2 separate regions of the Mus musculus genome follow, and region 1 is linked to region 2. Evidence: chromatin loops called from intact Hi-C (ENCODE). Cell type or tissue: heart. All regions are shown on one strand. Links, peaks and the distances in the headings refer to the core of each region. The heading gives the core; the rest is flanking DNA. Region 1 holds the start of Ppp2r5c (protein phosphatase 2, regulatory subunit B', gamma). Region 2 holds the start of Wdr20 (WD repeat domain 20).

Evidence for each region. Peaks named below come from ENCODE experiments on the same cell type or tissue, not always from the same donor. Only the 100,000 strongest peaks of a DNase experiment are listed, where the experiment ranks them.
Region 1: it touches region 2 in a loop (2.4-fold over the local background); 1 of 42 quality-filtered maps calls a loop at or near these places.

Annotation. Positions count from the first base shown.
Region 1 is chr12:110,444,608-110,448,992 of GRCm38, reverse strand. It overlaps Ppp2r5c (protein phosphatase 2, regulatory subunit B', gamma), which reads right to left and starts at 1,769. Exons shown (of 16, transcript NM_001373949.1): 1 at 1,608-1,769; 2 at 956-1,021. The coding sequence starts at 1,634. In heart, for the core only: no CTCF peak of the experiment used is centred there; DNase peaks (open chromatin) are centred at 1,502, 2,012 and 2,422; H3K4me3 peaks cover 2,548 bases; H3K27ac peaks cover 1,599 bases; H3K27me3 peaks cover 352 bases.
Region 2 is chr12:110,735,350-110,739,734 of GRCm38, reverse strand. Wdr20 (WD repeat domain 20) reads right to left here and starts at 1,735. Exons shown (of 3, transcript NM_027149.4): 1 at 1,458-1,735. The coding sequence starts at 1,706. In heart, for the core only: no CTCF peak of the experiment used is centred there; a DNase peak (open chromatin) is centred at 1,814; H3K4me3 peaks cover 2,560 bases; H3K27ac peaks cover 1,565 bases.

The DNA.
Region 1 (4,385 bases), core at 68-4,067, 290 kb after region 2:
CAGCTCTAGGGAGGGCAACAGATTTGCTGGGATGAACCACCTGCTGCAGAGGAGGGAGGCACAGAACACACCAAATTGAGGGGGGGGGGAAGACAACCTGGAGCTAAAATAACCCCTGCAGATTATCTTCAGGGCAGAATTTAACTCATTCTAATGAAGCTTTCGGGAAGAAGAGGCCGAACAGCCACAAATTAGAAATGTCTGTGGTAAAATCTCAACGATCCGGCTCTGGAGAGGGGAGACTTAAGGAGCAGCTTCCAGGTGCCCTGAAATTAAAGCCTGAGCCTCTTCGCTTGGGCACTCTAGTTCCAAGACAATGAGATACAAAACAAAGCCAAAAAAGGGGGGTCAAGGGGCCTGCCCTGAAAATCCCCCAAGGGCACAACTCTATTAAGGATCACAGATTCCACCAAATGACCCAAGGGATCATTCCAGATATTCTTGAAATAAGCCAAAGCCAGGAAGCAAGAAAAGTCAGGATTCACCAAAGAGGATGGAGGAGCTTGTGGGAAAGGAAATAGAAGACTGTTTAAAAAAAAAAAAAAAAGTACCCAAATTAGAGCCACCAAAACACATCCACACTTAGTTGAAAAGGACCAGACATCAGCAGAAGAGAAGCTTGCCCAGGACACCAGTTCGAGGCTGCAGCAAGGAAAGCAAGGACCGTGGAAGTCACTGAGAGAGCCAGAGACACAGAAAAGGAACGAGGGGGCAGACCCTAAAGCTAGAGACTCCATTTAAGACCAGTTCACTGGGAGGGCTTGAGCTCTGTTAGAAGCCACAAAACTGTTTTTAAAATGTCAGTTTCGCTGTGCACACTTTAATAAAAGAGTGGGGGGGGGGATAAGTAACTCATAAGAAAAGACTTCAGAAACACTTTGGTTTGTAGAGCCTCCGTGTTAGACCCTAGATTAAAGGCTGATCAAGAATAACAATGAGCTTGTCCAGAGGTTACCTCTGTTTCTGCTGTATCTTGTCCTTCTTTTGGACCTTTTCCACTTTTCACCGGTTTTGGTGGTTCCTGGGAATCATCACAAAACAAAAACAAAAAAACAAAAACAAACAACAACAAAAAACCATTAGTGTTCTCAATATTTGGACCGCTAAGCATCAGCTCAAATGCAGTTTCTAAATTGATACATATCACTGAGAGCTTCTGATGGCTTTAATATGTCAGCAGCAAACTACATCATATTGAGTATATTCACAATACCAGCAGCCTTCAAATTCCGTTTCTCTTCATGTCTGTGTTGGGGGGCGGGGGAGGGAGGTGAAAACTCCAGGTAGGGACACGTAACCCCAGCTCTCGGCCCATCCCTTTCTCCCCTCCCACCCTTAAACCTCACAAGTGAGGGTTTCTGGGGCGAGTCCGGAACGCTCCAGCACCCCAGCCCCCGCCACGCAGAGCACTGCACGGAGCATCAGCCGCCACCCAGAGCGACCGCGGCACCTCAGCGCCACCTCAGAGCCTGAGCGGCCTCCCCAGCTCCATGCAATCCTGCCAGCGCCCTGGGCCCGCCCGCGAGCCTGGACGACCTGCCGCCCCGCCCCTACCCGCCGACGCGGGGACCCCAGACCCGGTCCCGGAGCCCCCGGCCCCGACTCACTTTCTCCTTCTTGTTTTTATTCGGCATGGCTGGTGCGGGCCGCCGCCGCCGCCCCTGCCTCCGCCCGCCGCCACTGCCGCTGCAGCAGCAGAAGCGCCCCCGGCCCGGCCGTCGCGCCGCCCCGGCCGCCGCCGCCGCCGCTGCAGCCGCCGCCCGGGGACTGAGTCGCTCGTCCGCTCTCGCTTCCCCTTTTCCAGGCTCCCAGAGGCTGCGGCAGCCGCGGCGGCGGCGGCGGCGGCGGCAGCGGCGGCGGCGTCTCTCCGCCCCTCTCCCGGCAGGCCCCGCCCCCGCCCCAGGCCCCGCCCCGCGCCGGCCCCACGCTGCCCTCTCCCCGCCTCGCCGCCCTCAACGACGCCACGCCATTGGCCGACACGGCCCCACGTGCCCTAACGCTCCGCAGCGTCGCCCCGCCCACTGCGCGGCCTGTCCCCACCCCCTCGGTGCGGACCGGCTCGTGTGCCGGGCTGTGAAGGTTTTGGTGGAGCCATCAGGGAGGGAGCTACTGGGGAGAGGGAGGCGTGTGCGGACAACGGAGGTGATAAAGTCACGGCCGCTGAGCCGGGACGGGGAGGAGAGCAAAGGACAGTGAGGAGCGGGAATGCACATGTGAGATGTATGGCGACTATTCTGTAGCCTTCCAGGCACGAAAAACTCTACCCCATAAGCCTGGTAGCGGTGACGCTCGTGCAGTGCGGAGGAGACCCGGGACCGCGCGAGCGGCGGTTTCCTTGGGCCATTAGGCCCCGCCCACGAAGGCAATGCTGCTGGCTCCGGGGTACGCTCCGCCCACCGCACGCCTCAGAGGCGGGGCTCGCCTCAGCCCCGCCTATAGAGTCCACGCCTCTCCTTTCGTCCCCGCCCACGCGAGCAAAGGAACTCTCCCCAGAGCAGACTCTGCCCACGGCGGTCCAAGTGTAGACTGCCTAGTTCCCCTGTGGTCCTGCACGCCGAAATTTCTCTGTTCCAGACTCACCCGCAAGGCAACCGGCTTCCCCAATGTAGGCACCGCCCACCTTACGTCTTAGGGATTGGATCCACCTAGGCCGAGCCCATCAGCTGCTCACTCTGAGACTCTACCTGCACACTGCCACCCATCGCCCCGGCCCACCAGGGAGGTAGTCAGATCAGTGTAGGCTTTTTTTCCGAGCCCATTACGTCTGAGCAGCCCTGCGTCTTTGTTATTCTTTAATTACCAGTGGTCGTTAGCCTGTGAGAAAACTGCATGAAGACCAGGGATCACTTGATTCTCTCACTTCTCTAGTAGCTCTTTATGAGGGAAGAAGCTAATTCGCTACTTATACAGTCCTGTTTTTGGAGTTGTCAGTGTCTGACATCCTATGCTAAGGGGGAGCACTCAGAAGGAAGACTGTAGGAGTGAACTGTTTCGAGTGCAGGAGACTTCAGGCGCTCACTCATGATTTAGGAGGTGCCTTCGTCATAAGCTTTGAGCCTGCTAGACAAACGCTGGAGACTTCAGCTACGTACCCAGGCCAAGGCACTGAAAAATCGATGTATCTTAACCCTTGGTTTTTGTTTGTTTTTGTTTTAACTCTTGTAAATGCCAAGCAAAGCATTTTTGGTTGTTCTCACCCAAGCTCTGTGGGGGTTAAAAAAAGAGAGATTTATCAAAACCCAGAGGTGCTGTAGGAGGTTCTGAGAGTAAGTTGTGTCTGCTGGTGTCTGAATGTTCACCAAAATAAAACTAATCTGCAGATAATCGTGACAGACTGGAATGGGTATTTTTACAGAATGGGTATATGACAGAATCTTAAGTGGATTAATACTTTCCTTGAAACAAATAATTAAAAAAAATACCACGAGTTACTTTGAAATTTTAAAATTAGGCGCTATCAATGTAGTAAGCATGGTACAAATTTAAATCAGGAAAGAGTAAGTAGATCTGAAGTTACTGCGTTTTGGCCATGGAACAAGGAGGAGTCTGGGCTTTCAAGGAAATACGCTGATTTCATGAAATACGCCGGTATCATGGCATGACCCAGGATTGCACATCCTTGATCCATTTGACAGACATTTGCTGGACATCCATGATGTTCAGTACAGCACAAAGAGCCCCTTAGTGAGCAAGGTGTCTGTCTCCCTTGTTCCCTGAGAAGTCACATGCCTGGATGGGAACAAGAAGCCCTGTGCCATCCTGCAGGATGGGTGGCAAGTCCGAAGGAAAGGGGTGGAGATGGTCTAATTCAGGGACAGGATAACGGGAGGTGCAAGATGTTTCCTTGTGGCTGGAGAGGAAAGGGGAAGGACAGTTCCTGAACTAAGGCGAATGGCTTGACGGGAGCTGGGCTGGTCTTTCAGCACAGTGAAGGCTGCAGGAGTATGTGTAGCTGGATGCTGACATGTCCTGGCTGTTGTACAACAGTGTCCATGAGATGGAAACATTCTGTCCTTCAGGGAAGCTCCTTAAACAGGAAAGTAAACAGCACCATAGCTTCAGAAAGTGCCCGAAGCTGACCAGATTCTCTAGGCCCCTCCCTGCTGGATAGCCAATAAAGGCTGAGAGCCTCCCTCAGAGGTAGGAAGCCGGGAAGAAGACTCACACCAGACTAGTTGCCAGGAAGAGGTTTAGACCAACTGAGGCACCTGGAAAGGACACCCTCTCATGAGTTGAGCTACCTGCAGTCTGTGTGGTGTGCTCCAGCTTTGTGAGCCGTCACCGGTGCTGGGATGGGGTTTGGTGGGTGGAGCGACCTTTGAGTCATTTATGCTCCTGTGTGTAACCCCAATAAAACTTAAATGAGTTCACCAAGTTGGACTTTG
Region 2 (4,385 bases), core at 296-4,295:
GACTCTAATGGCCATCACAGCTATTACGAATTATAACATGTGCACTGCAGCCTCCCTTTTTAAAGAAGTGCAAAGGAAAGTTTCCCAGGTATCCAAGGTCAGCCAGCAGTGAGTCAGTAACAGGGTTGGGAACTGCACTAAAACTTCAGTTCCTACTCTTCAAACCACTGGATACTTTCCCAACCCCGAGAGAGGAGAGTCAACCAGCTATTTCCAAACGCTTCGGGAGTTCACTGACAAGAATAAAGACAAGTCAGAAGATTCACCTTGGACCAAAGAAACAAGCTTACGTTTGCACACCATCATTCCTTCCCTTGTCCTCCTAACCGTACAGTGCAACATAAACAGCAGCTGACTTTGGATATAGCCATCCCTGGGAACACGTCCTCTTCAATATGGACAACGTACTTTCCCACTAACTGAACATTTATAAGTGAATCTTCCATCACCTTGTCACATTCCGTTGGAGGTGCTATGGAGTGCATACATTTCCTTACTCTCTCAATGGTCAAAAGTTAAAATAAGCAATTCTTGCCAGTGACCAAAAAATAAAAAAATAAAATAAAATAAAAGCGCCAATAAATTGCTGCTTTTAACGAGACATTTTAAAACTCGATTGCATGCGTCACAGAATTACTGTTAAGTTCTTGGCTGGTTACTTTAAAGTAGCATTTAAGGCCTATCCCTCCCTGTTTGGGACATAGCCTGACTCGTTAGACAAGATAAATCTAGGCACGCTCACACACAACACCTCTGAAGCAACTTAGCCTATTTGAAAACATAATTCCAACCTCCCTAGTCTTGAGTACTCAGCCCTCTTACACTGCAAGGGACAGAATGACCCTCTTCAAAAACCTTTCGGGAGACGGTTCCCTCCGCGGAGACAATGACAGGCGACCTCCCGGAAAGGTTTTTGGAAACAGTGCTGACACCAGGAGAAGTGTCAGTGCGGCAGCAGGTGGAGTAGCCCTGCGTGCCGAGCAGGTCCTTTCTGACCTAGTCTCCAAGTCCTCCGCCTCCCTGTCCCGGTTCCGCCTTACGGACCTTTCCAAGCCGCCTCGCGTCCCGGTTCTCTCACCCAGGGCAGGACTCTCGAGCCTCCCGGGAAGCGAGGCCACCTAAAACGGCCGCCGCACCTCTTCCGGGGACTCGCAGGCCCGCTCCCGGGCGGGATCGGAACCTGACAGACCCCGCCGGGGGAGGAGGCGACCGGCTACTCCCGGGGCATCTCCGCGACCCGGCTCCAGAGCCCCCTCCTCCCCTAGGAGGCAGCGCTGCCGCCGGCGCCTCACTCCCGAAGCCCCCTCTCCTCCGGAGCACCTCAGCGGAGTTACCGGCCCACTCAAAAGTACAAGTGCCGGCCGCCCCCACCGGTCACCCCGGCCTCGCTGTCACCGCCCAGCTCCCGGCCTCGGCCCGCGCCGCCGGCGCGCCCCCGGTGACGCCCGGGTCGGTACCTTGCGGACCCCCTTGTAGATATAGAAGTAGAGCTCCCGGCCCACATTGAAGCAGAGGCGGTCGCCGTTGCCAGACTGGTCGTTGAGGTTTACGAAGGAGACGCGGACAGGGTTGGATCCCTGCGAGTTGAAGGGCACCCGGTTGGGCCGGCTGTACTCCGAGTGCTGCAGCAGCTTGTACAGACCTTCCCGGGTGGTGAATTGGGTCTTAATCTCGTTCATCTCCTTCCCTCCTCCCTCCGTCGCCATCTTGGAAAGCAGCGTTCATCCTGCCCTAAGTGCCCGGATCACGCCCACCGCGCAGGCGCCGTCCTCGGCCGCTCGCTTTCTCCACTCCCCACCCCCTTCTCCGCGGCCCCGCCCACTGGCGAGCCAGCCCCCACGAAGGCGGGCCGAAGCGAAGGGGGCGGGCTAGTTTTTAATGGTCCAACTGCGCACGCGCGCTCACCTGGCGCGCTCCACCCGGAGGGGCGTGCGCAAGCTCCTCCCCTGGGTGCCGCCCTCCTGGTGCGGGTCGAAGCGAGCGCGCTGAGCGTTGGTGCGGGGCTCCTGTCTCGCTCTGCAGCTTCGCTGAGGGACCCGATCCCTAAGAGACGCCACCGCGTTGGCCTTGGCCAGCTGGTGGTCCCGGCAGAGCCTGAGGCGAGCAGTGAAGTCCGGTGTTTGGACGTGTATGTCCCAGCTGTCCGCGATCCTCCCTGGGAAGCTAGGGAGGACTCCGACGGTCCGCTTGGGTGCGGGGTACCGATGCCTGGTGACAAGCCCCTCTACGTCTCACAGAAGATATCGATGGATTGGGCTTTATTACAGCTCAGGGTTTGGTTTGGTTTGGTTTGGTTGGGTTGGGTTGGGTTTTGTAGGCGGGGTGGGAAGAACCGCATGAATGTACAGGACTTGTGTTTTCAAGTCTCACCTGAAACCTTCCTGGTGAGCATTGGCTTGTTCTTGAGAAAGTAGGTTCTGTCGGAACTTCTGTCTCCTGTGCCTCTTAATAAAGGTTAAGCTAATTGATTTTCTTAAAGCCTCAAACGGAACCTGAAGTTGTTTGCCAGGAGAACCATCGAGTTGTGCTGAATATCCTGTACAAAGTATTAGGTGAAGGCAAGCGCACACATTAAAGTAGGACCTAACAGTCACCATTTGATGCTTCGATTTCTGGGTGTGTGCACTGGAATACAAAGGCTTCTAAAGTGATAAACGTTAAAATAGAATTCTAGAGCGGAGAAAATGTTACACGAAGAATGACCTATCCCTGAGAAATCCTGTCTGTAGAGCGAGCCCAGTACACTGTGGGCACCTGTGCTTCCAGACAGAAGGAATGCCTGAGCCCGGAGCTGGGAGGCTGCTACCCGAGCCCACAGACCGAGACTCCAACCTCACAAAAATTAATTGTACACAAGGGGGAGTGTTCTAAAGAAGTATAAATCATAGCCATTTTATGTAGTGGGAAGCAAGTACAGACACAGTAGAAACTGTGCCAGTGATGTAATAAGGCATTTGACTAACATCCTGTAGAACTGGCAAAAGAAAAAAAAAAAAGCACTACAGTAAATCCTTTTTTTGTTGTTTTTGTTTTTGATACTGTATTTCACTAAATAGCCCTGGCTGTCCTGGAACTCAACCAGAGATTAGGCTCCAACTCAGAAATCCATCTGTCTTTAACTACCAAGTGCTGGGCTTAATGGCATGAACCACACACCCAGCTTTAAAATCCTTTTTTTTTTTTTTTTTTGGTGGTTTTTTTTTTTTTCTTTTGGTGTTTTTTTGAGTTCTGGATCAAAGGCATGTGCCACCATCACCTGACTTTAAAAGTCTTCTTAATACATCCCTAGAATGCACTTTAAATTTCATTTTGTTGTTATTTGTCTTTTCCTATGAATGCAAATTTGTCTTTTCCATAAAATGCAAATATGGATCACAACTCTTAAAAATACTAGGGGGTGTTCAGTGGATAATCCCAAGCTCCCATAGCTATGCTATTTTGTACCAAAAACATGTTTATAATGGTCATCTTGAAGGATAAATAACAGCCTGAATTATCTAAAAAGAATTCAGTTTGAATTTCTAGTTAATGGGGGAAAATATACTTTGGGAGGGGACACCTCAGCCAGCAAAAACTGAAAAAAAAGTATATTGACCTTCAACCATAATATTAAATTTCCCATGAGACCAATATACTACTGAGTATGATGACATATGCTTTAATTTCAGCATTTAGGAGGGCGAGACAGATAGACATTAAGGCTGTCCTGAGTACTACACAGCCCACAAAGGGCCACATACTGAAACTTTGTCTTAAAAAAGTAAAAGACCACTATGCCTTAAGATTTACACTGGGAGCTGGAGAGATGGCTCAGCAGTTAAGAGCACTGGCTGCTCTACCAGAGGTCCTGAATTCAATTCCCAGCAACCACATGGTGGCTCACAACCATCTGTAATGGGATCTGATGCCCTCTTCTGGTGTGTCTGAAGACAGCGACAGTGTACTCATATACATACAGACATACATACATCATATATAAATATTCTTTTGTTTGGTTGGTTGGTTTTTCAAGACAGGGTTTCTCTGTGTAGCCCAGGTTAGCCTCGAACTCAGAAATCTGCCTGCTTCTGCCTCCTGAGTGCTAGGATTAAAGGTGTGTACCACCATGCCCGGCTACATACATAAATATTCTTAAAAAATATTTATATTAGAGTTTGTTTGTTCCTGTACAAACTGAACATTTTGCTTTGCCAGACATGGTAGCATCCTCCTGGGATGCTGTCATTCCTACAGACTGAGAAAGGAGGATGGAGGACCCAAAGCCAGCCAAGCATCACACCTGTGATAGCAGTGCTCGGGAGGTGGGAGCCGAAGGATGGAGTCAGGAGTTCAAAACCATCCTCAGTCATGTGTGATGGTTGCACATACTTGGCCCAGGGAGTGGC